Linked DNA regions of Homo sapiens: region 2 is linked to region 1. The links are chromatin loops, found by intact Hi-C in ENCODE. Cell type or tissue: PC-9. All regions are shown on one strand. Each heading gives the region's core, and the rest is flanking DNA. Links, peaks and the distances in the headings are about the cores only. Region 1 overlaps EPS15-AS1 (EPS15 antisense RNA 1). Region 2 overlaps OSBPL9 (oxysterol binding protein like 9).

Region 1 (5,378 bases), core at 128-5,127:
TCTGATGTCAGATTCAAAGTTCCAATACTTTACGCTGCTTCTGCTGGTCCTACGTGATCCTTGGAGGTGCTTCTAGGGATAAAGGGAAATCAGAGATGTGGTAAAACTCTGAAACATTAAAATTCCCGGACAGATGTTAGGGGTGATTGCCCCAGCCATGATGATAAGTCCTGACCCAGCTTCCCTCTCTCTGCCAGTCTTCTTTCCTTTAATTGGAAGGTAAAAAGGAGGGGACCAATACGCCAGCCTTTAAAAAGTTGTTGTCCTCTCCATCTCTTTCTTCTCTGAGACTTATTAAGAAAGATGGGGAGGACTCCTCCCCAAATCAGGAGAAAAGAGAGTGGCTCAAGGCCCCAGAGTAAAGGCCTTGGCCATGATTCCTCCCAGGAGTCTGTTAGAAACTATAATCTACAAAGTCCTGGATGAAGAATTCCCCTGGAGAGGAAGGGAACTCACTTTTGTTAAACACTGGCCTGGGGTGAGTGCTTTACCTACATTACCTCCCCAAATTCTCACAACTCTATAAGGTAAGTACTATTATCCCTTATTATTTCCTCATTTTATGTTTGAGAGAATTGAGACTCAGAAACACCAAGCGACATGTCCAAGAGCACACAGCTAACGCATGGTAGAGACACGATTCAAACATAGGTCTGTCAGCCTCTAAAGCCTTTGCTGTATTGATTACACCCACTGTACAACAGAGCCTCTGGAAGCCACAGCCACCTGTCCTTGGGTATATCCTGCAAAGTCCCATGGCCACGTGTCTCAGTGTCTCTGATCAGTGATTTCTACAGTTCAGAGCCACCGAAGGTTTCTGGGACAGACGCCCTCTATTTGAAGCTTTCTTAGTTTGTTTATTTATTTTCTACTTTATTTATTTATACTTTCTTGCTTCTCTGGCTTAAGAAGACCAACATAGGAGTACAAGGAGGTCATGTATGTAAATAACCAGGAGCATGTGTTGGGGAGTGGGGAAGGGTTCAGAAGAAAAGGAAGGAAGGGAGGAAGGGACACATTGTATCTTTCTTTTCTTTTCTTCCTATCTAATTTGAAGAATGTGGATACACTTTGCATTGTTATTTTTTTTTTACAGTTGTCTCTTTTTAATACATAAGGAGAACTTTCTACATCTTGTAAACATATGTGACCATATTAATATGCCTAATCTGATTATTTCATTAAAATGCTTATCCCCCCACTGAAAACATTAAGGTACACATTTTAAACTGTATCTTTGTTCATATACAAAATTAAAAGTATTTGACACTAATTGCTCTGGGTTCTATCAACCTCTGTAAGCAGGCAAACCTTAGTATTTGAAGAATTTAAACCATGCCAGAGGAGTGCTTCTCAAACTTTAACATGCATATGAATAAAATGGGGGGTCTTATTAAAATACAGATACTGATCCAGTAGGTCTGCAGTGAAGCCCAAGAGACTACATTTCTAAAACTCCAGCATTGTCTCTTAATTTTGTGAGGAGTGTGTGTGTGTGTGTGTGTGTGTGTGTATGTATGTGTGTGTCTGTATTTTAAAGAGACAGAGAGAGAGAGAATTCTGCACAATGCTGACATTACCCTTGCGAGCATGTTTTCTTCTAACTTCTAATCGGGTCTGACACTCACAGGTCCTACTCCACCATCCCCCGCAACCCCCACCCCCACACTCAGCCAGCCCAGAACATCCAGGTTACCATGGGGTCCCTGCCCTTTATTGGAAATCCAAGTGACTCTCAGTATGGAGATGGGTGGGAATTCCCTCACCTTCCCCTGCCCCAATTTCCAGCCTTCAGATGCTCTGGCAGCCCAGATCCCCTCCCCATCCCTCCTTGGTCCCAGCCTAGTAAGATGGTCAACTTTCCTGCCTAATCCCTGACCCCTCCTGTTCCCTGTTCTGACACCTCCAAACACAACCCCTTTACCTTTTTTTCTTTGGTGGAAGTGACTGCATTGTTTTTAGTTGTTGTTGTTTGTTTTGTTTTTTAAATCAGCACAGAGGCTGGGAGGAGATGGTAGAGAACAAAGAAAATTTTCCTCTTACCATTGGGACTCCTTATGATCTTTGAAGGAATGAGTATAGTCTAGCCACAATGAGTATAACCTAGTCATAATGTCATCACCCAATGGGTTCATCTGACCCACTGCCCAGAAAAGCCGGGGCACTGAGAACAGCAAGTTTTCACAACAGAGAGTTTAATAAATGCAGAGCTCACTAAGCGGAAGGATAGGAATTTATTATTACTCATATTAGCCTCTCCGAAAATTTGGAGGCTAGGATTTTTTTAAGGATAGCTTGGCAGGCGGGGTGCTAGGGAATGGGGAATGCCAATTGGTTGGGTGGAGGGTGAAATCAGAGAGTCAAAGCTGTCCTCTTGAGCTGAGTCAGTTCCTGGGTGGGGGTCACAAGACCAGATGAGCCAGTTTATCAATTTGGGTAGTGCCAGCTGCACTCTGCATCAGAATGCAGAGTCGGAAAAATACCTCAAATACCAATCTTAGGTTTTACAATAGTGATGTTATCTATAGGAGAATTGGGGAGGTGGCCTCTGGCTGCATGACTCCTGAGTCATAATTTCTATTTTGTTAGTTTACAAAGGCAGTCTGGTCCCCAAGCAAGGAAGGAGGGGGTTTGTTTTGGGAAGGGGCTGTTATTATCTTTTTTTTTTCTTTTTGAGACGGAGTCTGGCTCTGTCACCCAGGCTGGAGTGCAGTGGCACAATCTTGGCTCACTGCAAGCTCCGCCTCCCGGGTTCACACCATTCTCCTGCCTCAGCCTCCCAAGTAGTTGGGACTACAGGCGCCCGCCACTACGCCTGGCTAATTTTTTGTATTTTTAGTAGAGAGGGGGTTTCACCGTGTTAGCCAGGATGGTCTTGATCTCCTGACCTCGTGATCTGCCCGCCTTGGCCTCCCAAAGTGCTAGGATTACAGGCATGATTTTTTTTTAAATTAGATTATAAACTAAATTTCTCCTATAGTTAGTTTGGCCTATGGCCAGGAATGAACAAGGGCAGCTTGGAGGTTAGAAGCAAGATAGAGTTGGTTAGGTCAGATTTCTTTCACTGTCACAATTTTCCTATGTCAGATTTTTCTCACTGTCATAATTTTTGCAAAGGTGGTTTCAATAATACAAAGCACATTGATATCCCTTACATCATATGGTCTGTGCCATATCCCTGTGAGGCCAAGAGGGTAGGACTTACCGTTGCCATTTTACTGATGAGAACACTGAGGACTCAGCGAGGAGACTTGATTTGTCAGGGCCCATCTCTAACAAGTGCCCAAACCTATACTCTTTACATGTTATTACTCAAGTGGGATAGCACAGGTAACTTTCAATGAATTCCTTAGGGCCTTAGGCTTTAGTCGAACACAGTTCACAGTTCTTTTACAGAGAAGATACAAGTAGACCATGATTACCAGTTAGGATGCAGAACTGGCACTCTCATAGCCCATGAGTTTAATGTAAGGGCAATGGGGGCAAAGGGGCACTAAAAAGACCAGAGAGATTAGGAGTAGTTCTCATGAAAGTAGGGAAAATGGAAAAGCCAACAAATAGGCAGTTCTCCTAACAAGACTGCTGACAACTCAAAAAAATCCCAAAGGTAAGAAAATATCTTAAAGATGCAGAAGGAATTTTAAAAACCAATTGTTAAAAATTGGCTCCTAGCAAAATAGTTATCTCTATTCAAAGTGGCTATTTTATCACTTGTCTTTCTCTTGGAGGCAAGGTTGGTTGGGTAATGTAAGCCAAATAAAAGCCTTTCTTATTAAAAACAAGAAAACTTTTTTGGCCATGAAACAGTAAGGCAGGGTTTTTTGTTTTTGTTTTCAATTTTTAGTTTTTGTGGGTACACAGTAGGTATATATACTTATGGGGTACATGAGATATTTTGATACAGGCATGCAACTTGTAATAATCACATCAGGGTAAATGGGGTATCCATCACCTCAAGCATTTACCCTGTCTTTGTGTTACAAACAGTCCCATTACATCTTTTAGTTGTTTTTAAATGTATAATAAATTACTGTTGTCTATAGCCATCTTTTGTGCTATCAAATACTAGATCTTATTCATTCTACTTAGTTTGAGATATATATATACATATATATGTATATATATACACATATATATGTGTATATATATACTTTTTTTTTGTTTCTTTGAGACAGAGTCTCACTCTGTCATCCAGGCTGGAGTGCAGTGGTAAGATCTCTGCTCACTGCAACCTCCGCCTCCCAGGTTCAAGCATTTCTCCTGCCTCAGCCTCCCAAGTAGCTGGGATTACAGGCATCCGCCACCATGCCCAGCTAATTTTTTGTATTTTTAGCAGAGACAGGGTTTCACCATGTTGGCCAGGCTGGTCTCAAAGTCCTGACCTCGGCCTCCCAAAGTTCTGAAATTACCTAATTATGTTTTTGTACCCATTAACCATCTCCACTACTCATAGCACCCTACCCCCAGCTCCACTCTCACCCTTCCCAGTCTCTGGTAATTATCATTCTGCTCTCTAACTCCATGAGTTCAAGGCAGGGGTTTTTTCAAAGCCTAGGGAGGGACATGGGATTACTCATGCTACAGACTTTCCAGTTGGTTATACAAATACTCCCATGAAATTGACTTCATGATTTATTTAACTTACTGCAAAAGTAAAAAATTATAAAATGACCATCATTTTGCCCTTTTTGAAACATACTCAGGTACTGAAAAGTTATGATAATAGCCACTAGTGTCTATTGGGTGACAATTAACTGCTAGACAGTGTGCTTTACCTATATTATCGCTAAGTCTCATGAAATTACTGTCAGGGAGTTATTATTTTCCCTACTTTACTTATAGGGACTAGGCTTACAGGGATTGAGCAAACTTGCCCGAGATCACACAGCTAGTATGTGGTTGAGCTGGTCTGACTCCATGACTTGTGTTCTTTGTATTCTGTTCCTTTCTCATTCAATAAACAAACATGGAAAATATTACATATGATGGATTTCATTAATCTTTTCCTTCCATTGTAAATATTAAAAATGTTATTTTAAAAAAATAGAGAACTATAGTACATGATCTGCATCGTATAGAATCTGGCTGGGCGCAGTGGCTTACACCTGTAATCCCAGCACTTTGGGAGGCCAAGGCGGGTGGATCATTTGAGGTCAGGAGTTCAAAACCAGCCTGACCAACATGGTGAAACCCTGTCTCTACTAAAATACAAAAAAAAATTAGCCGGGCATGGTGGCACATGCCTGTAATCTCAGATACTCAGGAGGCTGAGGCAGGAGAATCACTTGAACCAAGGAGGTGGAGGTTGCAGTGAGCCAAGATCATGCCACTGCCCTCCAGCCTGGGCGACAGAGCAAGACTCCCTCTCAAAAAATAAA
Region 2 (5,378 bases), core at 265-5,264, 170 kb before region 1:
TTATCAGATTTTCTTGTCATCGTCCCCTTTCTTAATCAACAGCGTGCAAACCATGTGAGTGCCTGACTTTCCAACCAGCAGAACATGGTGCTAACAAAATAATGCTCTTTCCTGGCTGAACCAAACTTACAGTTAAATTCCCTACTAATCTTAATATCAACAGAGATTGAAGTGGGGATGGCTGAGCGTACAAAATATAATAATCTTTTCACATTAAAAAACATTTGAAAAATTTCACATTAAAAATATCATAGAACTTTAGAAATACCAAAATGAACGTGACCAGTAGACAGCCTTTGCATCCTCGTATTTACTGAAGGGCACTTCCAAATTCATCGTCATCTCTGTCAAAGCCAAACTCAGGGCACTTTGTAAACAGATGAAACTTGTCTGTTGTCTTTCTTGTTTCTCACTTAAGCTCTCAAATCAGACTACAAATCTGTTTTTTTCTTTAAGAGTTTTTTTTTTTTTTTTTTGAGACAGACTCTTGCTCTGTCGCCAGGCTGGAGTGCAGTGGCACGATCTCGGCTCACTGTAAGCTCCCCCTCCAGGGTTTATGCGATTCTCCTGCCTCAGCCTCCCGAGTAGCTGGGACTACAGGCGCCCGCCACCACGCCCGGCTAATTTTTGTGTTTTTAGTAGAGACGGGGTTTCACCATGTTGGCCAGTCTGGTCTCGAACCCCTGACCTCAAGAGATCCGGCCGCCTCGGCCTCCCAAAGTGCTGGGATTATAGGCAGCACTGTAATTACAGGCGTGAGCTACTGCGCCCGCCTTTTTGTTTTGTTTTGTTTTGCTTTGAGACAGAGTCTTGCTCTCTGTCATCCAGGCTAGAGTGCAGCGGTGCAATCATAGCTCACCGCAACCTCAAACTTCTGGGCTCAAGGGATCCTTCCGCCTCAGCTTCCCAAGCAGGTGGGAACACAGGTGCACATCACCACCACGCTCAGCTCATTTTTAAATTTTTATTGGGGCAGGGGCGGGGGGAAGGTTCTGGCTTTGTTGCCCAGGCTGGTCTCCAGCTCCTGGACTCAAACAATTCTCCCGCCTCAGCCTCCCAAAGTGTTGGGATTGCAGTCTGAGCCACCACGACTGGCCCAAATCTGACTTTTAATCATACACCTTCCCTGAACTAGAAAAGGTAATACGGTATTTTTATTTAGGTTGTCTCTTGTCGGGCTGCACAAAAAAAAAAAGGTGGGGGGGAGTAAAGCAATATATTTAAAGTATAAATAAATGACAGGTGCTAACAGTATTCATTAAAGGGTTTCATCAACTACTTAGTTCAATACAGGCAGTGTTCAAGAGAGATTATTCATAATTAACTACGTGAGAATTTCCAGTTTCAAAGTTCACTGTAAAAACTTTTAAAACTACAACTACTATTCTAAGATGCTTCCAGCTTCTCCACTGAGAAACTAGGAATTACTTGATTTTAACTTCCTTAATACAGCTAAAAGTAAACAGTTTAATCAAAAAGCAAAACAAAGTATTACTTCAAATTAGCAAAACTGGTTTTCTTGTTCAATACATCTCTCAACCTTTCATAACAAATACTTATAATACAGTATGAATGTCAGCAAAAAGTGCATTACTCAAATATGCTTCCTAGTCCATTAATTATACTCAACTTTCCATAACTCGGCTGGGCTAAGAACCCCATAAAACTATACCAAAGTTTTCAGTATTTTTGCACAAGCTACCCAAAAAGCGTAAAATCACCTCCTTCCCGACACACATACTCAAAAACAATAGCATCCGTAATTACTTTATACACAAAAAATACAGGGCCAGGCACGAACACCGTGCCAAAAATAAACCACCACCAAAAAACACTTGGCCTGCAACTGGAGATTCTATTAATGGGCAACTGGTCAAAATTAAGCTTTCACATAAGAGAAAGCTTAACTTTTCTGCTTAAAATCATATTCTGAGACAGCTTTCAAAAGGAAAACAGAGTTCCACAAAAATGAATAGAAAAAAAGAGACCTCCTCCAAAGTCTCATTTGGGGGCGAATGCCCTCTCGGTGGAACTGGAGGCCCTGACCTCAGCCTCCACCCCATCTAGGCTGAGGAACTGAGAACTCCCAAGGAAGAGGGGCCCGGGCAGCCACGTCGTCCTACTCACCCCAGGGGGCGGCGGGAAGGAGGCAGGGTGAGCACGACATTCGCGCTCCGGCCTGGCGGCCGGGACCCCGGGGACTCAGGGGTAGGGGCCGGCCCCTCTCCCAGACCCTCGGGGTCTACTCACTCCGCAAGTGGCCAGCAAGAAAGCCATTCGCCAAGGCCCCCGCCCTCTGTGCCTCCAGGGGAGGTAGCCGGGGGCTGCTCCCGAGCACCCCTTTTTCTTCTCCCCTCGACCCGATCCCCGGACTGCGGTGCAGGCGGTCCTGACTGAGGTTCAGCCCGTCCCCCGGGACACCCCCTTCACCCCCTTCACCCCCCACCCCTTTCCCGTCCCCTCCCCGGCGGAGGGGTCGCCCCGATTGGCTGGCCCTGGCGGCTCCTGGCAAAGAGACCCCTGGCGATTGGCCATGGGTCACCTGCTGTAGGAGGTGAGAGGCAGACGATTGGCGGTTGGGCCAGTTTTGGGTGGAGAGGCCGAGGGAGCTGGCAGCTCGCGGGAGGGGTGCGCAGCGGCGGGAGGGCGTCCGGAGCGCCCCGCCCAGACCCGCGACCCAGCCGCCTCCGTGGGGGGCGGGGGTTCACCTTGGGGGAGTGCGCCTGGGGACACGCGGCTTCTGCGGCGCCGGCGCTGCTGGGGGAAAGGGAGGTTGCGCTCTGGGACGCTCAGCCTGGTTTCGGGGCTTCAGCCCCGCGGATTCCCACTGGGTAGCGGCTGGAGAAGGGCCCGCGGGCGCCAGCGTGCCTCACCTACACCCACCGGCTTCTAACGTGCCATCCAGTTTATGGCAGCTGTGGAGCCTGGTCCCCGGAGTTTCACCTTGATAACGGATTTTGCTTACTTCCGGAAAGTTGTGTCGCGTGGGGGTTGATGGAGTGAGGGGAGGAGGAGATACTATATCGGTAAACAAAAGCGTGAGCGCCTATATTTTTATTAATCCGGTGAGACATCGTGGGCTTGCTGTTGTGCCACAGCTCCATAAGGAATGTAGGTGGCTTGTAAAGATGCTTCAGGAATCCAAATGGCGCAAACTGCAGATTATATCAAAAGTCTGGACTTAAGAGGACCTCGACAGAGAATCACCCAAAATGCAGGGAATCACAAACATAAGTGATTAACTTATTGATCTGGAGGACTAGCTCCTTTTCCGCTCTTGCTGGTTTTTCTTATGGTTAGGTATCTTCCTATCCCGCCCCCTTTCAGGACTCTACTAAACGTCCAATTATCTTTTGTACTTTTATGTCTCTACTGGTACCCACTGCAAGACCTAGCACAGGGCACACTGCACAAACAGCGCGATGCTGGCCAGGCGCGGTGGCTCACTCCTGAAATCCCAGCACTTTGGGAGGCGGAGGCTGGGAGAGGCGGGGGAAGGAGGGAGGATTCGAGGCCAGGAGTTGAAGACCCCAAAAACAACAAAAAAAGGTGCAATGCTTGCTGAATAAATATGCTAACCTGCTGGACTCAGTGTTAAAGATACCTTCAGTTTGTTGTATGTAAATCACTTCAAAATGCCCAACACCAGATGCACTCTCCCCTTCCCCCTACCCACTCTAAAAGCTGGGTACTCTGCCAGGGCTCCCTGTCTCAGTAAATGAAACTGCTATCATCCACCCTAATACGCAAACCATAAACCTAGTAGTCCTCCTAGACACCTTCCCCATTTCACATTCAGTGCATCACCAAGTTCTGTCATTTTTACCTCCTAAATACACTCTCCATTCTGTCCATCTCTCTCCATTGCCACCACCCTATAACAGGTCCTGGCCTGTTGGAATAATCTTACTAAAGTCTTCTTGAATCTACTCTGGCTACTCCAATTCATTCTCAACACTAGAGCCAGAGCAGTATTTCTATAACCAATTTTATTACCCCTTCATTGCCTCCCCCAATTAAAGAACTTTAACTGCTTTCCACTGAGTTGTGCTTAGGATACAATTCAATATTTAACAATGGCTGACAAGGTTTAGCCTTACCTACCGCTTAGCTCCATCTTTTACCTTGTAGTACCTATTTTCTGCTTTGCACACAATGGCCTTTTTCAAACTCCTTTAATTTGCCAAGGACTTTCCAATTTTAGGGCCTTGGCGCATGCTGTTATTTCTTTTATACTGTCCCCTTGACATCAATCCCCACACTTCACTTATTTACTTCTACTCATCATCATTTCCTCCCTGCCAATGTCAGTTCTTGCTATCTTACATCGTCATAGCCCATGTAACTCTCCTTTGTAGAACTTACTACAGCTGTAATTTTACATTTATCTTAGTTATTTATTTAAATTTTTTTAGAGACAAAGTCTCACAGGTCTCATGTTGCCCATGCTGAACTCAAACTCCTGGGCTCAAGTGATCTTCCTGCCTCAGAAATAGCTGGGACTACAGGCGCACACACCACCTTACCTGAGTTATTCTTTTTAATTAACTTTATAGAGTCATAATTTACATGTGATAAAATGTATCCACTTTAAATGTACAATATATTTTCATAAACATATGCACACATGTAACCACCACGATTAAGAAATAAAGTATTTTCCATCACCTGGGAACTTCCCTCATGCTTCTCTACAGTCAATCCCATGAACCACTGCTCTGCTTTCTATTTGTGTTATTCTTTGATTAATGTTGATCTATACCACTAGACTGTAAGCTTAACGAAGTGAGGATCCTATCTAATTCTGTTCAGCATTATATCATTATTTAGTAGAATTCCTGGCACATACGAAGTCCTCAAACAGATTTCTTATGGTAATAGATTCTGAAAATAAACATTAATTCTCTGATAAATAACAATAAACTATAAACAATGGTGGAGGGGAAAAAAAACATCAATTTTGCCAGATGTCCATGGTCAGTATTTAACCTTCACTAATACTCTTTTAAATTTTCCTTTAATAGCAGTTAATGTTGTGCCTGGGCAGCCCTAGGGACTTAATTCCATATTAGCTGATCAAACGGTTCTCTAAGCCAGTAAAAAAAAAAAAAAAAAAAAAAGCCTACATCTCTAATTCTGCCCATGCACTGTACTGTTTGACCCTACAAGGGACAAAATACTTATTTACTCTATGTTACAATTACATATTAAGAGATGCCAGCTCCAATCCAAAGTCTACATTTTCACAATTTAATACTACAGATAGCTATTTGTTGCAGACATGCAATTCTCATTTTCCTAATCTTAGTGTAAAGTTAGTGTTCATAAAAGAGGTAGCATTTAAAATAAAAAGTAATTACACAACACAAAGCAAATTT

Evidence for each region. Hi-C counts contacts between places; a loop is a spot of excess contacts. Peaks named below come from ENCODE experiments on the same cell type or tissue, not always from the same donor. Only the 100,000 strongest peaks of a DNase experiment are listed, where the experiment ranks them.
Region 2: it touches region 1 in a loop (6-fold over the local background); 5 of 110 quality-filtered maps call a loop at or near these places.

Annotation. Positions count from the first base shown.
Region 1 is chr1:51,555,576-51,560,953 of GRCh38, reverse strand. It overlaps EPS15-AS1 (EPS15 antisense RNA 1), which reads right to left. Exons shown (of 5, transcript NR_183651.1): 2 at 1-72. It also overlaps a transcript of OSBPL9 not described here. Among named protein-coding and RNA genes, the nearest start is that of EPS15, 39 kb to the right of the region's middle. In PC-9, for the core only: no CTCF peak of the experiment used is centred there; a DNase peak (open chromatin) is centred at 2,373; H3K4me3 peaks cover 1,343 bases; H3K27ac peaks cover 4,571 bases.
Region 2 is chr1:51,726,874-51,732,251 of GRCh38, reverse strand. All of the region lies in intron 4 of OSBPL9 (oxysterol binding protein like 9), which reads right to left. Among named protein-coding and RNA genes, the nearest start is that of MIR761, 110 kb to the left of the region's middle. RefSeq lists silencers at 882-931, 2,137-2,186, 2,397-2,816 and an enhancer at 2,152-2,672. In PC-9, for the core only: no CTCF peak of the experiment used is centred there; DNase peaks (open chromatin) are centred at 2,561 and 3,071; H3K4me3 peaks cover 2,845 bases; H3K27ac peaks cover 1,846 bases.